Regions from separate parts of the Homo sapiens genome. Here region 2 is linked to region 1. Evidence: chromatin loops called from intact Hi-C (ENCODE). Cell type or tissue: heart left ventricle. All regions are shown on one strand. Links, peaks and the distances in the headings refer to the core of each region. The heading gives the core; the rest is flanking DNA. Region 1 has its middle 20 kb from the start of MLLT1. Region 2 holds the start of ACSBG2 (acyl-CoA synthetase bubblegum family member 2).

The links. Hi-C counts contacts between places; a loop is a spot of excess contacts. Peaks named below come from ENCODE experiments on the same cell type or tissue, not always from the same donor. Only the 100,000 strongest peaks of a DNase experiment are listed, where the experiment ranks them.
Region 2: it touches region 1 in a loop (2.5-fold over the local background); 18 of 110 quality-filtered maps call a loop at or near these places.

Annotation. Positions count from the first base shown.
Region 1 is chr19:6,294,391-6,306,064 of GRCh38, forward strand. No RefSeq gene overlaps it. Among named protein-coding and RNA genes, the nearest start is that of MLLT1, 20 kb to the left of the region's middle. In heart left ventricle, for the core only: a CTCF peak has its summit at 5,574 (motif pointing left); no DNase peak of the experiment used is centred there.
Region 2 is chr19:6,128,235-6,139,908 of GRCh38, forward strand. It overlaps ACSBG2 (acyl-CoA synthetase bubblegum family member 2), which reads left to right and starts at 7,433. Exons shown (of 15, transcript NM_030924.5): 1 at 7,433-7,675. The region is part of intron 3 of LOC105372255 (a long non-coding RNA gene); the gene reads right to left. RefSeq lists enhancers at 6,397-7,300, 7,301-8,203. In heart left ventricle, for the core only: no CTCF peak of the experiment used is centred there; no DNase peak of the experiment used is centred there.

The DNA.
Region 1 (11,674 bases), core at 4,586-7,085:
CAGGAGTTCGAGACCAGCCTGGCAGCATAGCAAAACCCCATCTCTACTAAAAATACAAAAACTAGCCAGGTGAGTTGGCGGGCGCCTGTAATCCCAGCTACTTGGGAGGCAGAGGCAGGAAAATCGCTTGAACTCAGGAGGTAAAGGTTGCAGCGAGCCAAGATCATGCCACTTGGACAACAGAGTGAGACTCTACATTCCAGCTTGGACAACAGAGTGAGACTCTGTCTAAAAAAAAAAAAAAAGAAAAAGGAAAAAAGAAAAATCTTACAACTACTAGTGGATCTCCTGTCTGTCATATAGTTATATATGTGTTGTATGTGTGATGTTTATATAAAAGAACTCTAACTGATTAGCTTAAGGAAAAATAAGCACTTAGGTCAAATATTCTTGAAGAAAAATAGAAACTGCAATGCCTTTTAGTTCTCATGACTTAATCTTAGAGAAATAAAAATAGTCTTAAAGATTATTGGTAAAATAAAAATGACTTCAAAATGTAGACATGTGGTCCAAATTATGCAGCTCAGATATTAGGTTTGCTAAATGCTTTAAAGTCATAAACTGCTTCTTTGGCTTTTGAAAACTGTTTGACTTGCCTGCTTTATGGTTTGGTAAGGACTAGGGACATAGGGAGCTAATCACACCCCTAGATATGCTGGAAATATTCAGATCTTATCTGCACCTAGGACATAATTAAAATAACTTACTAGGTTTTCTTTTTTTTTTTTAACTAGGTTTTCTTTTTACCAAAAATAAGAATTGCTAAGAGTTACCATTATAACATGTAATTGAGACTCCTGAAAATAGACTTACATGCAAAGTATATAAGGAAAGTAAACTGTGTCTTTAGTTAAAGAATATAAGAAGGCATGGGAATGTAAATTTTTGCCAAATTTAGAAATTTAAAGGATTGTTTTAAATTAGATAAGATAAAGCTAAGGGTTTAAACAAGTTATAGAAGGTTTGTAAAAATTAATCTTATAAAAGGAATTGTGTGTGTGAATATATTGACTAAATTCTTTTTTTTTTTTTTTTTTTTTTTGAGATCACTATGTCACCCAGGCTGGAGTGCAGTGGCACAATCTTGGCTCACTGCAACCTCCACCTCCCAGGTTCAAGCGATTCTTCTGCCTCAGCCTCCCTAGTAGCTGAGATTACAGGTGCATGCCACCACTCCTGGCTAACTTTTGTATTTTTAGTAGAGATGAGGTTTTGCCATGTTGTCCAGGCTGGTCTCGAACTCCTGACCTCAAGTGATCTGCCCACCTCAACTCCCCAAAGTGCTGGGATTACAAGCATGAGCTACCATGCTCAGTCCATATTGACTAAATTCAAAAGGGTATTATTTGGTTTTCCTGTAAGTTGAACATTGGAATGGAAGCACGATCTGCTATTCTTAGGGCACTGATCTGCGGTTTCATAATAAATGTTATAAGCCTTTAGTATGTTTGATAGGCTTCCCGAAATCACATTTCAACTTCAAAATTGTCTTTTCTAACCCCTAGCTTTTGGATGCTACAGAGGATCCCTGGAGTGTCCAGGGAAGAAGTAGACAGGATGATTTGACATGTTTAGCTACATAGGATTGCCAAAATAAGGTGGTGTTTGGTCTCCGGTGGGTTGCATTTCAGTGAATAATGTTAATGTGTATTCCAAAATTGTATGGGATTTCTAAAGTTCTGACGTCTGAGAAAGTGTTATGAATCATAATTAGGGTTATTATGTTAGGTTATTGTAGACCACAGTGGTTACCAAATTTCTTTGTCAATCATGATTTTGACTGTGACTACCCTAGGACATTTTGACATTCATAGGCAATTGTTGTCTTGTTTTTTATGTTTGTTTGTTTTTGAGATGGAGTCTCGCTCTGTTGCCCAGGCTGGAGTGCAGTGGCGTGATCTTGGCTCACTGCAAGCTCCGCCTCCCGGGTTCACGCCATTCTCCTGCCTCCCTCTCCCGAGTAGGTGGGACTACAGGCGTCCGCCACCATGCCTGGCTAATTTTTTGTATTTTTAGTAGAGACGGGGTTTCACCGTGTTAGCCAGGATGGTCTCAATCTCCTGACCTCATGATCCGCCCACCTTAGCCTCCCAAAGTGCTGGGATTACAGGCGTGAGCCACCACGCCCGGCTGTTGTCTTGTTTTGATCTTCTTCAAAGGGTGGATTATAGACCTCAAGTGCAGGTTTCTGATAACTTTGGAGATTGTGAACAGGAGTTGACTGGGTGAATTGAACTAATGGAAGACCAAAGTAATCATTCTTGATTTTTTGCTTGGAACATTGCTGATCCCTTGTTTTGTTTTTCAGAATCAAGGAAGCTTTTCTTTCCAGCTATTGTAGCTTTTGACATTTGTAGGAGTGAACCAATCAGTGATCTCTGACTGCAGCTCAGAAGAAACTAAAGGGACAGACTGTCAAACTCCAAATGGTGATGCAAATGGAGCCTCAGACGATGACTCCCTTTTACTGGGAGCCCTTAGATAGGCCCCCGAGGGAAAATCTGACTGCCATTTTTCTGAAAACAATGCCCCCTGTCAGCATGAAGCAGTTAAGAATGACCATCATCCAGCCAGGCTCGGTGGCTCACGCCTGTAATCCCAGCACTTTGGGAGGCCGAGGCAGGTGGATCACGAGGTCAGGAATTCAAGACCAGCTTGGCCAACATGGTGATTCCCCGTCTCTACTAAAAATACAAAAATTAACCGGGTGTGGTGTCACGCGCCTGTAGTCCCAGCTACTTGGGTAGCTGAGGTGGGAGAGTTGCTTGAACCCGGGAGGCAGAGATTGCAGTGAGCCAAGATTGCACCACTGCACTTCAGCCTGGGCAACAAGAGTGAAACTCCGAAAAAAAAAAAAAAAGAATAGTCATCATCCCTACCCTAACAGCAGTTAGACGTACCTCTTCAGAGGGGAGTTTGATGGCTGTGGCAGGGCCAAGCAGGAGTCCCGCCCCTCCTGAGTTGGGATGAGATCTCTCCAGGTGCAGCTGCAGCTGCCCAAACCACAGCTGCAGAGCCGGGCCTCCCACTCCACAGAGTAAACAGGAGTCGCACACACCCCCAATGCAGCTGCAGCCACCCAAACAGAGGCTGTGTACCCAGGCATCCCTGCACTCTTGGGGTCCCAGGAAGGTTTCCCTGCCCTCGCAGGCTTGGAAATGCCTGCTCCCACTGCCTGGCTTCTCCCTGCTGTTGGCACCCATTCCAGTCTCAGAGCAAAGTTGGGGCCAAGCCCAGGCACTGTCACAGCCCAGCTGGGTGTGCACATGCTTGGGGCAGTGGTGACACTCCAGTCCCCTGCTGCCTCAGCCCCCTCTGGACCTTGGGTGCTGATGAGCATAGGAAGGAAGCTGAGGGAGGGGTTGAGGGCAGCTTGGTGCTGACCTGCAGGTGCCCCTTGGCATCTATAGCCTCATCACCACGAACAGCAGCAGGAGGCAGACAGGTTCCTGGGTGGAAGGGGGTGGATCCCCGGTGAGGTCCCACCTTCAAGCCAGGGAGGCCCTGAAGCCTGGGGGCCAGGCTGCCAGTCCCACAGACCAGAGTGGGAACTTGTGGTGCCTTTTCCAGGCTGCCCATGGACCAATCAGCATGGACTTCCTCCCCTCTGAGGCCCATCAAAGCCCTGGGCTCAGCCATAGCTAGACAGATATAGGGATGACCAGCTGCAAAGAGAAGCAACCCACTCCAGGGCCTCCTCTCTGCTGAGAGCTGAGCACTTGACATGACGACTAGCTACAGAGAGGATCTACCCACTCCAGGGCCTTTTTTTTTTTTTTTCTGAGCTATTCTGTTGCTCAATAAAGCTCCTCTTCACCTTGCTCACCCTCCACTTGTCCGTGTACCTCATTCTTCTTGGGCGCAGGACAAGAGCTTGGGACCTGCCGAATGGCAGGACTGGAAGAGCTATAACACAAACAGGGCTGAAACACGCCCCTTGCTTGCCGTGTTGATGGTAATGAGAAGGAGAGAAGAGCTCCAGCCCTTCAGAAAGCCTAGACCTGGGAGCTCCCTGAGCCAGGGCAGTGACTCCCTCTTTGAGGCCCAGCATGAAGCTTGGAGTCTCCAAGCTTCTGGGCTCCACCATGGTCCCTGGTGGCAGCCATGGACGCTACTTGTGGTGCACCTGGCCAAGCCGCAGCCTTGCAGAGAGCCAGTGCCCATGCCGGCACCTGGAGCTGCTCACCCTGCTGCAGCAGCCGGTGTGTCTGACTGTGCACAGGGGCTAGACCCCATGCTTGCTTGAACACACACCCCTTGCCACTCCACACCTGGCACACCCTTGGCAGGTGTGGGATCCAGGCTGGTAGCAAGAGCCGAGTGTAGCCTGCCAGGTCAAGTGGGCAGAATGAGCCCAGTGGGCCTGAGCAAAACTCAGGCAAAGATGCCACCAGCCACAGAGGTTTACAGCCAGAAAAGTGACACCATCCCAAGAATTCTGCAATGGCACCACTGCACTCCAGGCTGGGTAATAGAGCAAGACCTTGTATCTATGAACCCTGAAGACATTATGCTAAGTGAAATAAGCCAGACACAAAAGGACAAATCCTGTGTGATTCCACTCCTCTCCTAGGAGTCAACAGAGGTCCCTCAAGTCAACAGATTCATAGAAACAGAAAATAGGCTGGTGGATGCCAGGAGCAGGGGAGGGTGCTGGGGAGTGAGTGTTTCATGGGGACAGTTTCATGCTGGGAAGATGAGAAAGTTCTGGAGATGGATGAAAGAAAGTCAAATGCTATACATTCTCACTTATAAGTGGTATCTAAATAATGTGTACACATGGGTGTAGAGTGTAGAATGATAGACATTGGGTGGGCGGGGGGGGTGGATGGAAGGAGAGAAAGTGATGAAAAATTGTATAACAGATACAAAGTATATTATTCAGGTGATGGATACACGAAAAGCCAAGACCACCATTATGCAATATATGCATGTGACAAACTGTACTTGTAGCCCTTCAACTTTTTAGATTTTTTTTTTTTTTTGAGACGGAGTCTCGCTCTGTCACCCAGGCTGGAGTGCAGTGGCGCGATCTCGGCTCACTGCAAGCTCCACCTCCCAGGTTCACGCCATTGTCTTGCCTCAGCTTCCCGAGTAGCTGGAACTACAGGCGCCCGCCACTACGCCCAGCTAATTTTTTGTATTTTTAGTAGAGATGGGGTTTCACCATGTTAGCCAGAATGGTCTTGATCTCCTGACCTCGTGATCCTCCCGCCTCGGCCTCCCAAAGTGCTGGGATTACAGGCGTGAGCCACCACGCCCAGCCTAGATTTTTAAATCTAGTCACCCAGGCTAGAGTGCAATGGCGCAATCATAGCTCACTGCAGCCTCAACCTCCCGGGCTCAAGCAATCCTCCCACCTCAGCCTCCCCAGTAGCTGGGACCACAGGCATGTGCCACCACATCCAGCTAATTTTTAAAATTTTTTTTTGTAGAGATAGGGTCTCCCTATGTTGCCCAGGCTGGTCTTGAACTCCAAAGAAAGTAACATTTTGGATGTTCTGGTCTTGCTTTTGGTCCATAACGGAACTGTTACTGTTAATACGTTAAGTCTCTACCGCCCTCTAGTGGTTCACTTTATTTGCACCCCGGGAACAACGTTGAGTGTTCCCTTTTTATTTTGCCTAGTAGACGGTCCAGCCCTCTTTTGGGTACTTTTTGGAATTCCTTTTGGCCTCCAACCTGTTTCCTGTAAGCTCCCAGTTTGCTGCCTGCCACAAAAGTACACACACAGCCACCTGTTGCAATACACATACATAAGTATATATTTTTTTGAGATGGAGTCTGGCTCTGTCGCCCAGTCTGGAGTGCAGTGGTGTGATCTCGGCTCACTGCAACCTCCGCCTCCTGGGTTCAAGCGATTCTCCTGCCTCAGCCTCCCGAGTAGCTGGGATTACAGGTGCCCACCACCATGCCCGGCTAAACTTTGTATTCTTAGTAGAGATGGGGTTTCACCATGTTGGCCAGGCTGGTTTTGCACTCCTAACCTCAGGTGATCCGCCAACCTTGACCTCCCAAAGTGTGGTGAATACAGTTGTGAGCCACTGTGCCTGACCAGTGATTTTCATTTCCCTAACAACAATGATATTGAGCATCTTCATGTGTGCCTGGAGCTGCTATTATTATTATTATTATTATTATTATTATTATTATTATTATTTTGACAGAGTTTTGCTCTTGTCACCCAGGCTGGAATGCAGTGGCGTGATCTCAGCTCACTGCAACCTCTGCCTCCTGGGTTCAAGTGATTCTCCTGCCTCAGCCTCCTGAATAGCTGGGATTACAAGTGTGTGCCACCACACCCGGCTAATTTTTTGTATTTTTAGTGGAGACAGGGTTTCACCATGTTGGCCAGACTGGTCTCGAACTCTTGACCTCAGGTGGTCTGCCCGCTTTGTCCTCCCAAAGTGCTGGGATTATAGGCATAAGCCCACTGCACCCAGCATTTTTTTTTTTGAGACAGTTTCACTCTGTCGTCCAGTTTGGAGGGCAGTGGTACAATCTCAGCTTACTGCAACCTCCGCCAATTGGGTTCAAGCGATTCTTCTGCCCTAGTCTCCCGAGTAGCTGGAATCACAAGTGTGTGACACCATGCCCAGCTAATTTTTTGTATTTTAGTAGAGATGGGGTTTCACTATGTTGCCCAGGCTGGTCTCGAACTCCTTATCTCAGGCAATCTACTCACCTTGGCCTTTCAAAGTGCTAGGATTACAAGCGTGAGCCACTGCTCCAGCCCTTTTTTCTTTTTCTTTTTTTTTTTTTTTTTTCAGACAGGGTCTCACTCTGTCACTCAGGCTGGAGTGCAGTGGTGTGATCATGGCTCACTGCAGCCTCAACCTCCCTGGCTCATGAAGCGATCCTCCTGCCTCAGCCTCCCAAGTAGCTAAGACCACAGGTGTACACCACCATGCTTGGCTAATTCTTAATTTGTTTGTAGAGACAGGTTCTCGCTATGTTGCCCAGGCTGGTCTCAAAAAATCCTCTCACCTCGGTCTCCCAAAACACTGGGATTACAGGCATGAGCCACCAAGCCCAGCCTGTGCTTGGAGCTTTTGAGTTCACTTTTAAACTTGGAAAGAAGGCAGCCTAGCCCTCCTGGTGGCCGCTCCCACCCATGAAGCCAGCCAGAGGGACGAAGAGAGCCTGGCCCTGGTGACATCATTTGAAGCCTGGACCCAGCCAGGTCTGCAGCCTGGGGCTGAACTTCAAAAGTAGATATGCTGGCCAGGCACAGTGGCTCACGCCTATAATCCCAGCACTTTGGGAGGCTGAGGTGGGCAGATCACCTGAGCTCAGGAGTTCCAGATCAGCCTGGGCAACATGGTTAAACCCCACCTCTACTAAAAATACAAAAATTAGCTGGCATGCTTGCATGCACCTGCAGTCCCAGCTACTTAGGAGGCTGAGGCAGAAGAATTGTTTGAACCCAGAAGGTAGAGGTTGCAGTGAGCCGAGATTGTGCCACTGCACTCCAGCCTGGGTGACAGAGCAAGACTCTGTCTCAAATAAACAAACAAAAGTACATATTGCTGATTGTCCGTTTGTGATTTCAGTCAGTTGGGGTTGAATATTTTGTCCTTTTTCACCAACAGACCTTCCTGATTAAGCGGATCACCTGAGGTCAGGAGTTCAAAACCAGCCTGGCCAACATGGTAAAACCCTGTCTCTATTAAAAATACAAAAATTACCCGGGTATGGTGGTGGGTGCCTGTCATCCCAGCTGCTTCGGGGGCTGAGGCATGAGAATTGCTTGAACCCAGGAGGTGGAGGTTGCAGTGAGCCAAGATCGCACCACTGCACTCCAGTCTAGGCAACAGAGATCCTGTCTCAAAAAAAAAAAAAAGTATATATGCTGATTGTCCATTTGTGATTTCAGGCAGTTGGGGTTGAATATTTTGTCCTTTGTCACCAAGAGACCTTCCCTGATGGAGACTAGGATGTGCAAGGGTCATGTAGCTTGTTAGAATTATAGACTGGAGGCTGGGCACGGTGGCTCACGCCTGTAATCCCAGCACTTTGGGAGGCCGAGGCAGGTGGATCACTAGGTCAGTAGATCGAGACCATCTGGCTAACACGGTGAAACCTGTCTCTACTAAAAATACAAAAAATTAGTCGGGCGTGGTGGCGGGCGCCTGTAGTCCCAGCTACATAGGAGGCTGAGGCAGGAGAATAGCGTGAACCCGGGAGGTGGAGCTTGCAGTGAACCGAGATCACGCCACTGCACTCCAGCCTGGGCTACAAAGTGAGATTGCGTCTCAAAAAAAAAAAAAAAAAAAGAGTTACAGACTGGATTGGGAGGCCGAGGTGGGCAGATCATGAGGTCAGGAGTTCGAGACCACCCTGGCCAATATGGTGAAACCCCGTCTCTACTGAAAATACAAAAATTAGCCAGGCGTGGTGGCACGTGCCTGTAATCCCAGCTACTCAGGAGGCTGAGGCACAAGACTCGCTTGAACCGGGAGGCAGAGGTTACCCAGGCCTCTTGCTCATCGGCTACGTTCATGCCCCAAGAGGAGGCTGTGAGGAGGGGCCAGCAGGAGCCAGAGGACAGATACTGGGGATAGAGCGGGATTTTTTTTTAAATGATTTTGCACTCGGGCCACATAAGCTGGCAAAGAAGAGGAAGAGCCACGGGGTCAGGGGAGGAGGCAGGCGCTTCTCTATCCTCCTCCCTCAGAAGATTTTGTTTGTTGATTCTTTTTTTTTTTTTTTTTGAGACAGAGTCTTGCTCTGTTGCCCAGGCTGGAGTGCAGTGGCGCAATCTTGGCTCACTGCAACCTCTGTCTCCCGGGTTCAAGCAGTTTTCCTGCCTCAGCCTCCCGAGTAGCTGGGACTACAGGCACGTGCCACCAAGCCTGGCTAATTTTTTTTTTTTTTTGAGACGCAGTCTCGCTGTATCGCCCAGGCTGGAGTGCAGTGGGGTGATCTCGGCTCACTGCAAGCTCTGCCTCCCAGGTTCACGCCATTCCCCTGCCTCAGCCTCCTGAGTAGCTGGAACTACAGGCGCCGGCCACCATGCCTGCCTCATTTTTTATATTTTTAGTAGAGATGGGGTTTCACCACGTTAGCCAGGATGGTCTCCATCTGCTGACCTCGAGATCTGCCCACCTCAGCCTCCCAAGGTGCTGGGATTACAGGCGTGAGCCACTGTGCTCAGCCACCCTCCCCAAGAAGATTTTTAACTGAGGTTCTCAACTCTTTGGGTGGTCAAACACCTCTTCAGGGGCTGTCACGGAATCACAGCTCCTCTCCCCCAAATACACCAAGACACACAACATTTTGCAGATGATTTTACAAGTTTACAGACATCCTCAACCCCACCTCTTCCTACCACCATGATCCATCCTGGAGCCACAAGTGAAAAACCTCTGGCTTCTAGAACAAGAAAGGAAGAAGGACTCGGAAGCAGATGACCAGGAATCCAAGTTCAGTCCCACTACTGTCTCACTGTAGTGCAAAGAGCTTTGGAAAAGGACGGACTGGGTTCAAGTCCACGATGTGTGGCCTTAGGCAAGTCACTTGCCCTCTCTGAGCCACATCTATAAAATGAGAGTATTCTCATTTATCTAAAGTGATGCACTCCAGGCACCTAGATTGTATGCCCAAACACCCATCTTTTGCACACAATGTCAAGTGGTCTGTGGACGCTGAAACCCATCCAGGGACCCCAGATAAGAACCTCTTACTATGTGTCTAGGCTGGAATGCAGTGGCACAACCTCCACTTTCTGGACTCAAGCCATCCTCCACCTCAGCCTCCCAAGTAGCTGGGACTACAGGCTCATGCCACCACACCCAGCTAATTTTTTTTAAATTTTTCATAGAGAGGAGGTTTTGCTGTGTTGCTCATGCTGGTCTTGAACTCCTGGGCTCAAGCAATCCTCCCACCTCAGCCTCCCAAAATGTTGGGATTACAGGCATGAGACACTGAGCCTGGCCAAAAGTCTTTGCTGTTGCTCCAGCTTGAAAGCTCATTCCCATCCCAGGGGTTTCACACAGCCATTCCCTCTGTCCAGAATGGACTTGCCCTGGCTTTTGGTATCGTTGGTTCCCTCTTGTCATTAAGGGCTCAACTGCAAAGTGCACTCCCTGGACCACCCATGTGATAGTGCTGCTCCCAGAACCATCATCTTCCAGAATATTATTGTATTTTATCTTTTTTAGCGCCTATCAATGGCTGGAAGTGCTTTGTGTGTGTGTGTTTTTATTTGTTTAATATCTATATCCTTCATTAGGGCAAGGACGTTGTATGTCTTTGTTGTCTTGGATCCCCAGAGGCTAGCATCTGATATATAGCAGGAGCCCAATATATGTATGTGTGTTGAATGGGTGAATGAATGAGTAGTTGAAAAGTAGATGAATGAAAGGATGGTTGAATGATTTGGATGGATAAATGAATGGACAAACGAATGGCTAAATGTGGGCGAATGGATGGATGGATGGATGGATGTAGGGTAAGGTGATGGATAAATAATTGGGTAAATTAATGGATAAATGGCTTAATAGGTGGATGAATGAAAGGATAATAAATGATGGATGATGATGAATAATTGATAATGGATGGATGGATGAATGGATAGTTTGATGGATGATTCAATGGATGGATAGATACATTAATGAATGAATAGGTGGATTAAAGGATAGATAATAGAAGAAAGGCGGAATCGTTGGATAAATTACTGGATGGGCAAATTAAAGGATGAATAGATGATAGTTCAATGGAGAGTTCAATAGATGAATGGATGGATGGATGGATAAATTAGTGGTGGCTGGATGAATGGATAAAGTATTGGATGGGTGAATTAACGGGTGGATGGAAGGATGGAGAAATTAATGTGTGGATGAATTAAAAGATAGGTAGATGGATAAACTAATGGGTAGATAAATTAAAGGATGGGTAGGTGGATGGTTAGATGGATAAATTAATGGATGGATGAATCAAAGGATGGGTGGATGATGAATGGATAGAGGAATAAATTAATGGGTAGATGAATTAAAGGGTGGGTGGATGAATGAATAAATTAATGGTAGATGAATGAATGAATGGATGAATAAATTATGGGGCAGATGAATTAAAGGATGAGTGGGTGGCTGGATGTTTGTCAAACTCTATGCTAAGGACTTCACACACATTCATTTGTTTTAACCACACAAAAACCCCCACAAGACAAGGAATATTATTTCTGTTTTACAGACAATGTCCTTGAGCTTCTGAGGCAGGAAAAATCACTTCCCCAAGATTGTACAACTAGAAAATGGTGGAGCAGGAATTCTAACTTAGGTCTGCCTGACTCCAGGCCCCGTGCTCTTAACCACCATGAAAACAGACCTTCCCCACCACTCCACCACTGCTTTAGAGACTATCCTGGCTACCCTCGCTCCTCTCTCATGTCCACATGCCCCCAAAGCACCCAGACTGCCCAGTCTGGGACTCTGCTGTTCTCAGCTGTGAACCTGAGGACCTCACAAGTCCGTGGGAGGAGATGAGTGGGTCTGCATGTAACATCTCCACATGCACATGTGGATGTAGAATGAGGTGCCTGGAAGTCATGTTCATTCTCTGGGGTGTCCCCCAAGAGCCAGGGACATTGCCATGGCCAGAGACAGATGAGGGAGTCTGGTAGTGACCACCAATATTTAGAAGCTAATATTTATTTATTTATTTATTATTTTTT
Region 2 (11,674 bases), core at 5,239-7,738, 170 kb before region 1:
TTATAGCAATTTGACCTCACCCAACGGTGAGAGTTCATTATGTAATAATATCGGACCAATCCAGTTCAATTTTTATGTAACAAAGTTGTGAGTTGTCTTCCAGTTGCCATGGACCCCAGGTTGCAAGCTACATAATCAGAACATGTCCAGATGAGCTAAAAAGTCAACCACAGGTGGAACCTAAGTGCTCAGACAAAGGAGCAGAATTGAATTAAGAAACAGACGCCACATGGCAATGATCCAGTATCCAATCAGCTCGAGCCCTGGCATCACACCATCGCAAGAGCCAATCAGATAATGCCTCATTACCCTGTGACTATAAAACCTGCCCCAACTCCCAGTTCAAAGAGACAGATTTGAGTGTTTTCTCCCATTTTCTTGCCAATTGGCTCACATTAAACCTTTCTCACTGCAAAAACATAGTGCTTTGCTGGTTGATGTTCCCTTGCATATAGGCAAATTGATCCAGTTTGGTTTGTAACAGTTACATATGAGGCTTTGACTCTGTATCTCATGTTGTTGGAGCTTTTTTTTTTTTTTTTTTTTTCTGAGATGGATTCTCGCTCTGTCGCCCAGGCTGGAGTGCAGTGGCGTGATCTCGGCTCACTGCAACCTCCACCTGCTGGGTTCAAGCAATTCTCCTGCCTCAGCCTCCCAAGTAGCTGGGACTACAGGCACACGTCACCACGCCCGGCTAATTTTTGCATTTTTAGTAGAGACAGGGTTTCACCATGTTCGCCAGGCTGGTCTTGAACTCCTGACCTCATGATCCACCCAACTCAGCCTCCCAAAGTGCTGGGATAACAGGCGCGAGCCACCACGCCCGGCCTCAAGTCAGTCTTTCTTCCCTGCTTCTGTTCAATTCATTCTGACCTCCTCCACCCACCCAGGCAGTGAATGCTGCTTACTGATGGAGAGGGGGCCAGAAACAGAAATGATAAGGATACCAGAACTGTGGAGTCATGTTGGAGGGAGGCTGGTCCCAAGAGAAACCTTTGGATTGGGTGCAATGGCTCACGCCTGTAATCCTAGCACTTTGGGAGGCCGGGGCAGGTGGATCGCTTGAGGTCAGAAGTTTGAGACCAGCCTGGCCAACATGATGAAACCTCGTCTCTACTAAAAATACAACAATTAGCTTGGCATGGTGATGCATGCCTGTAACCCCAGCTACTTGGGAAGCTGAGACAGGAGAATTGCTTGTACCCAAGAGGTGGAGGTTGCAGTGAGCTGAGATCGTACCATTGCACTCTAGCCTGGGTGACAGAGCAAGACTTTGTCTAAATAAATAAAGCAGTAAACAAAAGAGGGGTGTTGAAATTCCTCCCATGAGTAATCCATTGGATATGTGAATATATTTTATTAAGTTTTTTTTTTTTTTTTTGAGACAGAGTCTTGCTCTGTTGCCCAGGCTGGAATGCAGTGGCTCGATCTCGGCTCACTGCAGCCTCTGCCTCCCAGGTTCAAGCAATTTTCCTGCCTCAGCCTCCCGAGTAGTTGGGATTACAGGTACTTGCCACCATGCCCAACTAATTTTTTTGTATTTTTGGTAAAGATGGGGTTTCACCATGTTGGCCAGGCTGGTCTCGAACTCCTTACTTGAACTCCCACCTCTGCCTCCCAAAGTGCTGGGATGACAGGTGTGAGCCACCACACCCAGCTCTATTTTTATTTTTAATATGGCAAAATACGTATAACACTAAACTTACTACCTTAACCATTTTTAAGTGTATAGTCATAAAAATTTTAATTTAAATACTCACATAGGCTTGTAGCTACTATATTGGACAGGGTCAATTTCCAATTTTTTCCCTGAGTTAGTAAGTCACCTCGTCCATGCGTAATTCATCACTCTTTTATCAGCTGGACTTTTGAGACTTAGAAACAATGACTTTTTTTTTTTTTGCTGCTGTATTACATTGAGGCGTATAATATTTGATCAAATTATGTTGTTAGGGTCTGGCGCGGTGGCTCATGCCTGTAATCCCACCACTTTGGGAGGCCGAGGTGGGTGGATCACCTGAGGTCAGGAGTTCGAGGCTAGCCTGGCCAACATAGTGAAACCCCGTCTCTACTAAACATACAAAAATTAGCCTGGTGTGGTGGTTGGCGCCTGTAATCCCAGCTACTCGGGAGGCTGAGGCAGGAGAATCACTTGAACCTGGGAGGCAGAGGTTGCAGTGAGCCGTGATGGCGCCATTGCACTCCAGCCTGGGCAACAGAGCGAGACTCTGTCTCAAAAAATAAAATTAAAAATAAAAGAAAAGAAAATAGAATAATAAAATAAAATAAAATAAAATATAGTTGTTAGAATAAGAAGCACAACTGGCATAAACAGGTTTGGGAATACACAGCTTGCACTCAGTGAGCACACAGCGAGCCTGGTATGGAAGTGGATGCATGTACATTTCAGAGCAACCCTGCAAGGTTTCCGTATGAACCAGCGACCATGCATCCTCTGTGGGGGATAGACCTTGGGTTCATGGATGAGTTGGTTAATTGGGTGTCTTGGAGGTTGGCTGAGAGCTCCCACTGTTCTTGACTCTTAAGACAAGATGGCACATGAGGTGAAAGCAGGTGCCCCAGTGGAGGATCCTAGAACCAGCCAAGTAGTGAGGATCCAACCGCCCCCTTGCCCAGAGAGGCACCAGTGGAGGACGCACAGGTGACTCACACTGCCAGCTGAGTCCCCCCTTCCCCATTTCCAGTGTAAACACCTGGATTCTTTTACAGAGTTACCCTTGAGTTCACTTTGCCCTTGGCTCTGGGGGAAGAGAGAGTCTCCTGGGGTCTGCTGGATTAGGAGATGAATGTTGCCAAATGAATGCTTCTCTTTCCGCAGCTGTTGCCTTTATGCAATGCCATTTCTATCTTCAGTTCTTTCTCCATTAAAATGTGAGCCATGGCCTGGAATGAACTTCATCCCTCTGTGTGGAGGAAGTGTCCTCAGCTGCCCAGACAGGCTCAGCTTCGGGTCTGTGTAGGAAGAACCCGTGGAAGGGAGTGGGGAGTCGAGCTCAAAGACTAACAGCCAAGACTCTGGGAGAGTGGTCAGCTCAGAGTCCTCAGGGGAGGGGGTGTGGGGATGAGAGTCCACGTTATTATGTTACCTGGGGCAGGTGGGATAAAGGTAAGAGAAGGTAAGTGGAGGGATTTTAGTGGCATACAACGACTGCTTTTGTTGCAGAGAGCTTATTAGGAAGCAGATGAGAGGAACTGAGCTTGCAAAAGGTTTGTTTAGAGGGGACCCACCCTTGGGATGGATACTGGTGGAAGGGAAAGGGAAGGGAAGGGAAACAAACAGGATTGGGGGAGACAGAGAGACACAGAGAGAGAGAGAGAGCATGAGAAGTCCAGCTGCCCCCAGCTCTGTAGCTGGGATGGTCCCTGAGTTGTCCTGAGATTTGGGGAGAGGGGCCCGAGATTTTATGCCTCCATACAGATGTTGGTGGCCCGGGGAAGGGAACAAGACCCTGGATGAGGACGTGCCATTTGGCAGATGCTGACCTGAAGGGGTGGACAGCAGAGGTCTGCTTCCAGCAACATTCCTAGAGGCTGGGGCACACATCTTTCATCACTGAAAAGATCTGGGTAGCACAGCAGCGTCCTCATCCTTGCTGAAACTTGTCTGGGATAGCTATGGACAGATTTTCTCCAAGGAGATTTACTTTTCCACGGTGAGAGGGTGTGTGTGTATGTGATTATGTGTCTCTATGAAGGTGTGAGTGCATATGTGTGTGTCATACTCTATGTAACTGTGTACATGTGCATGCGTGTAATTATGTGCACATGTGTGACTGTGCGTCTATATGAAGGTGTATGTGAGTGTATACGTGTGTGTCATACTGTATGTAACTGTGTATGTGTGCCTGTGTGAATTAAGTGCACGTGTGATTGTGCATCTATATGAAGGTGTATGTGAGTGCATATGTGTAAGTGTGTGCCATACTGTGTGTGTATGTAACTGTGTCTGTACGAGTATGTGTGTGTGAATGTATGGTGACTGTATGTGCAACCGTGTGTCAGCATGAGGGTGTGTGTGCATATCTTTGGGAGTATGTGTATGTGTCTGTGTGTGTCTGTATGAGAGTGTATATGAGTGCATATGTGTGTCATAATGTATGTGTGTATGTAACTGTGTGTATGAGGTTGTGTGTGAGTCTGAGCAAGTGTGTGCATGTGTGTGCGAGTGTATATATGTAATTGGGTATCTGAGGGTGTGTGAGGATGTGGGGTGTGCAAGTGTGTGCAGGTGTGAGGACATGTGACTGTATATGTGACTGTATCTGCATGAGGGTGTGTGTGCCTGTGTGTATTTGTCTGCATGAGGGCACACAGGAGTGTGTGTGTGAGATTATGATTATGTGTATAATTAGGTGTCTATCAGTGCATACGTGTGTGAGTGTATGTAACTGTGTGTCTGTATGAGGGTGTGTGAGTGTGAGAATGTGTGTGCATATGTGAATGGGTGTGCGTATATAATTGTGTGTGTATGAGGGTGTGTGAGTGAGAATGTGTGTGCATATGTGAGTGGGTTTGCGTATATAATTGTGTGTCTGTATGAGGGTGTGTGAGTGTGAGAATGTGTGTGCATATGTGAGTGGGTGTGCGTATATAATTGTGTGTCTGTATGAGGCTGTGTAACCATGTGTGTGCATATACGTGTGTGGGAATGAATATATGTAGTCATGTGTCCATATGAGGGTGTGTGTGAGCACGTGCGTGCATATGTGTGTGTAATTGTGTGTCTGTATGAGGGTGTGTGAGAGTGTGAGCATGTGTGTGCATATGTATGTGTCTTGGAGGTTGGCTGGCAGCGCCCACATATGTATGTGAGTGTAGGAGTGTGGGAGTGTGTGTAATTGTGTGTCCGTACGAGGCTGTGTGACCACGCATGTCCATATATGTGTGAGTGTGGGAATGCATATATATAATTGTGTCTGTACGAGGGTGAGAGTGTGAGCAAGTGTGTGCATATGTATGTGAATGTGTGAGTGTGGGTGTGTAATTGTGTGTCTGTATGAGGGTGTGTGTGACCATGTGTGTCCATATGTGTGTGTGCATGTAATTGTGCGTATGAGGGCCTGAGCAATGTGACTGTGTGACTGTCACACATTGTGTGTCTGACAGTGTACATGTGTACGAAATGGGATGTCTCTATAATGAGGCACGTGTGTGACTGCATATGTGCATGACTGTGGATGAGTGTGCATGCATGTAATCATGTGTCTGATAGTACATGTGACTGTGTGTGCGCATGTGTGTGTGTGCGTGCCTGCCAGTTTGTGTCTGTATGAAAGTATTTGAATTGTGTGAACAGGTGTGATTGTGGGAGCATGTTATGAGTGTGAGTGTATGTGAGTGTGCTTGTGATTGTGTGCCCATGGGAAGGTCTGTTTGTGTGTGAGTACCTGTGCACGTGAGAGTGTCTGAGCGAGCGAGCGAGCGTGTGTGCAACTTGCATAAATCTGTCTGGCACCAGCAAAGTGGCTCAACTGTCTTTAGAGACAGAGGTCCCTTCCCTCCTGTTGGGGACCTCTTGACCTGCTCCCTCCCCTCCAGCTTCACCCCTGTCCAAGGAGGCTGCTCCTGATCCCAGGATTCTACTGGATGGGGGGTTGGGGAAGGGTGTCACCTCCTTTCCTTTATAGGCATGACCAGGCATGGCCCCCACCACTTATGCCCACATCCCACAGGGCAGGATGTAGTCACATGGACACGCCATGCAGTCAGGGGGCCTGGGAAACATTCTCTCTCTTTAGGTGAGAGCTCTGGGGAAGAAGGGCTGAATGGACATTGGTGGACACTGGCTGTCCTGGCACAGCTGCCCAGGTGCTCTGCAGAGTAGATATTTGTGAAACATTAAGAAGGCCCTGGTGGCCAGGTGCGGTGGCTACACCTGTAATCCCAGCACCATGGAAGGTTGAGGCGGGTGGATCACCTGAGGCCACGAGGTGGAGACCAGCCTGGCCAACATGGTGAAAACCCATCTCTACTAAAAATACAGAAAATTAGTCGGGAGTGGTGGTGCATGCCTGTAACCTCAGCTACTTGGGAGGCTGAGGCAGGAGAATCGCTTGAACCCGGGAGGCAGAGGTTGCAGTGAGCCAAGATCACGCTATTGCACTCCAGTCTGGGCAACAAGAGCCAAACTCCGTCTCTCTCTCTCTCTCACACACACACACAAAAGGCCCTGGAGACAAAGGAACACTCCTTGTCCTTTTCTCCTGGCACAGCACAAGATTCTGTTGCTACATCTTTATTTACTGAGCATCTAGTATGTGCTGCACCTGGCACTGTTTTGTCTTTTTTGTTTTGAGACAAGGTCTTGCTCTGTAGGCCTGGCTGGAGTGCCATGGTACCATCACAGCTCACTGCAGCCTGGAACTCCTGGGCTCAAACAATCCCCCCACCTCAGCCTCCCTACTAGCTGTGGTTACACTTGCGCACCACCACGCCCGGCTAATTTTTTAAATTTTTCTGTAGAGACGGGGTCTTACTACATTGCCCAGGCTGGTTTTGAACTCCTGGCCTCAAGTGATGCTACGGACTTGGCCTCCCAAAGTGCTGGGATTCCAGGCACAAGCCACTGTGCCTGGTAGTGGACATTGTTAGCAGTGACTAAAGCAGAGAACGAGAAGGGGGAGGCCGCTGTAAACACATGAAGACAGGCAGCGTAAGAGAAAGTCACGAGGGCAGGAATAACATCCAGGCATACTTCAGATCCCAGCTCAAGAAACCACTCCCAGGCCAGGCGCGGTGGCTCACGCCTGTCATCTCAGCACTTTGGGAGGCCAAGGCGGGCGGATCACAAGGTCAGGAGTTTGAGACCAGCCTGGCCAACATGGCGAAACCCCGTCTGTACTAAAAATACAAAAGATTAGCCGGGCGTGGTGGCGGGCGCCTGTAATCCCAGCTACTCGGGAGGCTGAGGCAGGAGAATCGCTTGAACCTGGGAGGCAGACGTTGCAGTGAACTGAGATCGCACCATTGCACTCCAGCCTGGGTGACAGAGCAAGACTCCCGTCTCAAAAAACGAAAGAAAAGAAAGAAACCACTCCCAGACTCCCTGCCTGGGCGGGATCCTTTGATCAAGCCCTCAACATGCCTTGGGGCTCTCTTCACAATGGTAAGTTTGCATTTGTTTGTGTGATTCTAGGCCTCCTCTTATTTTCTTGAACAGGCCTCATCTGGCTTTGTTCATCTTTATGTCTCCAGCATCCAGCACAATCCCTGCCATTAGGGTCATGGCTTCATAAAAACGTCACGAATGCAACGCAGAAGTGCATGCATGCATGAATAAATGAATGATGCATGAAAAGAGCAATCTCCCTGTCCTGGAAGCAGCTTCCCCTAGGGGTGGGGGTGGGGTGCGGAGGCAGGGGCAGCCAGTGATGTCACAAGAGGTGGCTGGGATGGAACGTTCTGGAAGGTTGAATGGGGTAGAAGGCCTGTTGTGGAGGGAAACCACCCATCCTCCTGCCTCCCACCACCACCATCATCCTGGCTGGACGGAGAGGGTGACGGGGGCTGGGAAGGGGCAGCTCATGTTCAGGTTTCCAGGAGGGGCTACCTGTTGACTGTCTTTGCAGGAAGAAGAAAACACCTGAGTGACCAGATGTCCCAGCTCCAGGTGCCTTGCCAGATGGCCAGAACCACACCTCTTGAAGAGTGACAGGTGCCAGTGGTATGGGAGAAGGGCATGCGTTTTCTTTTCTTTTTTTTTTGAGACAGGGTCTCACTCTTTTGCCCAGGCTATAGTGCAGTGGCACGATCTCAGCTCACTGCAACCTCTGCCTCCCAGGCTCAAGTGATACTCCCACCTCAACCTCCCAAGTAGCTGAGATTACAGGCGCCTGCCACCATGTCCAGCTAATTTTTTTTTTTTTTTTGAGACAGAGTCTTGCTCTGTTGCCCAGGCGCAATCTCGGCTCACTGCAAGCTTCGCCTCCCAGGTTCACACCATTCTCCTGCCTCAGCCTCCTGAGTAGCTGGGACTACAGGTGCCTGCCACCATGCCCGGCTAATTTTTTGTATTTTTTAGTAGAGATGGGGTTTCACCACATTAGCCAGGATAGTCTCAATCTCCTGACCTCGTGATCCACCCGCCTTGGCCTCCCAAAGTGCTGGGATTACAGGCGTGAGCCGCCATACTCGGCCTAATTTTTATATTTTTAGTAGAGATGGGGTTTCGCCATACCAGCCAGGCTGGTCTTGAACTTCTGACCTCAGGTGATCCACCCGCCTCGACCTCTCAAAGTGCTGGGATTATAGGCACGCGCCACCATGCCCAGCTAATTTTTGTATTTTTAGTAGAGATGGGGTTTCACCATGCCAGCCAGGCTGGTCTCGAACTCCTGGCCTCAAGCGATCCACCCGACTCAGCCTCCCAAAGTGCTGGGATTACAGGTGTGAGTCACCACATCTGAACCCTACATGGCCTTTTAAAATTGTGAAACATATAATGCATATAAAATAACACAAAGCATATCTGTACGATTTAATGAATAACGATAAATATCTGTGTGCCCTTTTCACTTCGTGAAATCGAATATTACTAGTAACTTACAAGTCCTCTGTAGAGAACTCCTGAGCTCAAGTGATCCACCTGCCACGGCCTCCCAAAGTGCTGGGATCACAGGTGTGAGCCTCCGCACCCGGCCGATCGTGTGATTTTTAACGTGCAGTTCCCTGATGACCAAAGCTACTGAGCATCTTGTCCAGGATTTGTAGCCCTTTCCAGGCTCCTTTTTTGTGAACTGCCTGTTTACATTTTTCATCATAAAACACTGGGTTGTTTACATTTGTCTTTTAAATCCAGAGTTCTTTTCATACTCCGGATACTAATTTTATTTGCCCATTTTGCATTGCCATAAAGTAATACCTGAAGATGGGCAATTTATAAAGAAAAGAGGGGCCTGGTGTGGTGGCTCACACCTGCAAATCCCAGCACTTTGGGAGGCCGAGGTGGCGGGGTTGGGGGGGGGGGGGGGGCTTGCTTGAGGCCAGGAGTTCAAGACCGGCCTGGGCAATATAGCGAGGCCCCCAGCTCTACAAAAATAAAAATAAAAATAAATTAGCCAGGCGTAGTGGCATGCTTCTGTAGTCCCAGCTATCTGAGGGGAAGAGAGTTCCAGGCAGAGGGCACAGCCCGTACGAAGGCCCCAAGGAAGGACTGCACCTGGTGAGTTGGAAGAACAGTGAGGAGGCCCACGTGGCTGCAGCAGAGTGAGGAGGGGGAGGGAGGAAGGAGGAGAGCACAGGGAGGTGCAGGGCCTTGTGGACCGTGGGGAGAACTTGCGCTTTTACCTGGAGGGAGGTGGGAGCCATGGAGGGCTGCAGGCAGAGGAGAGACAGGGTTGGGCCAGCATTTCACTTTTTTATTTTTATTTATTTATTTATGTATTTATGTATTTATTTATTTATTTATTTTTGAGATGGAGTTTCACTCTTATCTCCCAGGCTGGGGTGCAGGGCGAGATCTCTGCTCACTGCAACCTCTGCCTCTTGGGTTCAAGCAATTCTCCCACCTCAACCTCCTGAGTAGCTGGGATTACAGGTGCCTGCCGCCGTGCCTGGCTAATTTTTGTGTTTTTAGTAGAGACAGGGTTTCACCGTGTGAACCATGGCCAGGCTGGTCTCGAACTCCTGACCTCAGGTGATCCACCCGCCTCGGCCTCCCAAAGCACTGGGATTACAGGCATGAGCCACCATGCTTGGCATTCATTTTTATTTGTAAACACTTTTATCGTGGAAAGTTTCAAACACAAAAGTAGAGCTGATCATAACATAAGCCCCCAGCTACCTATCACTCGGCTCCAACTTAAAGTCAGCCTTGGTCATTTCTGTGTCACCCCACTCCTCGTGGGTAGTTTTAAAGCAAGCACCAGACAGTGTGTTCTTTCATGCATGAATCCTTTGGCAACAAGGATTCCTTTCTCTAACTTCACCCCAAAGCAATTATCATACTTTAAGGAAGTAAACATCCCCTCTTCATTTCTTCATGTCGTCTGAGACACAGTCAGTGGTGGAGTTCTTGGCGGCCTCGTGCACATCTTGTTTGAATTGAGATCTAGCAGAACCCACAATGCGCCTGGGTGATGGGCCTCTCACGTGACCAGGACCTCTCAGGCTCCTGGGAGGAAGCTTAGGTCCAGGCAGGCGGAGAGAGTGGATCCCATTTTGAAGGCTGAGCTGATGGAATTAGCTAATGAGTCAATGTGCTAGGAAGAGAGAGGGAGAGAGAGAGGGGAAGGGGGAAGGGGGAGGGAGGGAGGGAAAGAGGAAGGAGGAAAAGGAAGGAAGGGGAGGGAGGGAGGGAGGAAGGAAGGAAAGAAGGGAGGGAGGGAAGGAAAGAGGGAAGAGAGAGGGAGGAAGGAAGGAAGGAAGGGGAGGAAGAAAGAAAGGAAGGGAAGGGAAGAAGGAAGAAAGAAAAGGCAGGGACGGAGGGAGGAAGGAAGAGAGGGGAAGAACGAAGGGAGGAAAGAAGGAAGGGAGGGAGAGAGGAAGGGTAGGAGAATGGGAAAAAGGAAGGAAGGGGAGGGAAGAAGGAAGTAGAAAGGAGGGAAGAAAGGGAAGAAGCAAAGGGAGGAAGGAGGGAGGGAAGGAAGCAAGTCAAAGGTGAATTAAGGATGACTTTGAGGTTCTGGGCCAGATCCAGCTGCTCCAGAGGGGCCTTGGGCTTCCTCCTCATTTCTTCTTGGGCCGCACACTCCGTGCATGTTTTTCATGCATATCTGTAGCTTGGTCTGGATCTGCTGTTTTGGGCTGCTCGCTTTGTCCTGCTGATTGATCTACTTTGTGTGTGTAAACTCCGTAGGCTCATTCAAGTTCACTTTACTTATTTTTAAAATTAAACTTATTTTTTTTTTTTTGAGATACAGTTTTGCTCTGTCACCCAGGCTGGAGTCCAATGGTGCTATCTTGGCTCACTACAACCTTCACCTCCCAGGTTCAAGGGATTCTCCTGACTCGACCTCCCAAGTAGTTGGAACTACAGGTGTCTGCCACCATGCCTGGCTAATTTTTTTTGTATTTTTAATAGAGACAGGGTTTCACCATGTTGGCCAGACTGGTCTTGAACTCCTGACCTTAGGTGATCTGCCAGCCTCGGCCTTCCAAAGTGCTGGGATTACAGGCGTGAGCCACCGCACCTGGCCTCAAGTTCAACTTAGAACATGGCCTTTTAGCCACCTGTTTTCACTGAAATACAAAATCAGTTTTTGCTGGTGTAAGAATCACGTGCATGTTACAGGGCTTCATTCACCAGAGGGTTTACTCAAGTTTTCACCTGCTGTGTTCCTGCACTCACTGATGGAAACTTTTAGAGTTCATAAAACATTACTGCAAATCTAGAATCCAGAACAACTGCTTGATTCTTGTGTCAAGCACGCTCTTTATCATGAACAAAATCGTACAATTTTCCTCCCTGAAAGCCACTAGAAAAATCAGTTTCAATAAATGTTGACCAACAATTTGGCCTCCACTTCCCCCAGGGGACAAAGTTGACAATATCTGGAGACATTTTTGATTGGAATAAATTTATATTTAGAATTTGTGATTTTAGGCCAGGTGTGGTGGCTCACACCTGTAATCCCAGCACTTTGGGAGGCCGAGGCAGGCAGATCACCTGAGGTCGGGAGTCTGAGACCAGCCTGACCAACATGGAGAAACTCTG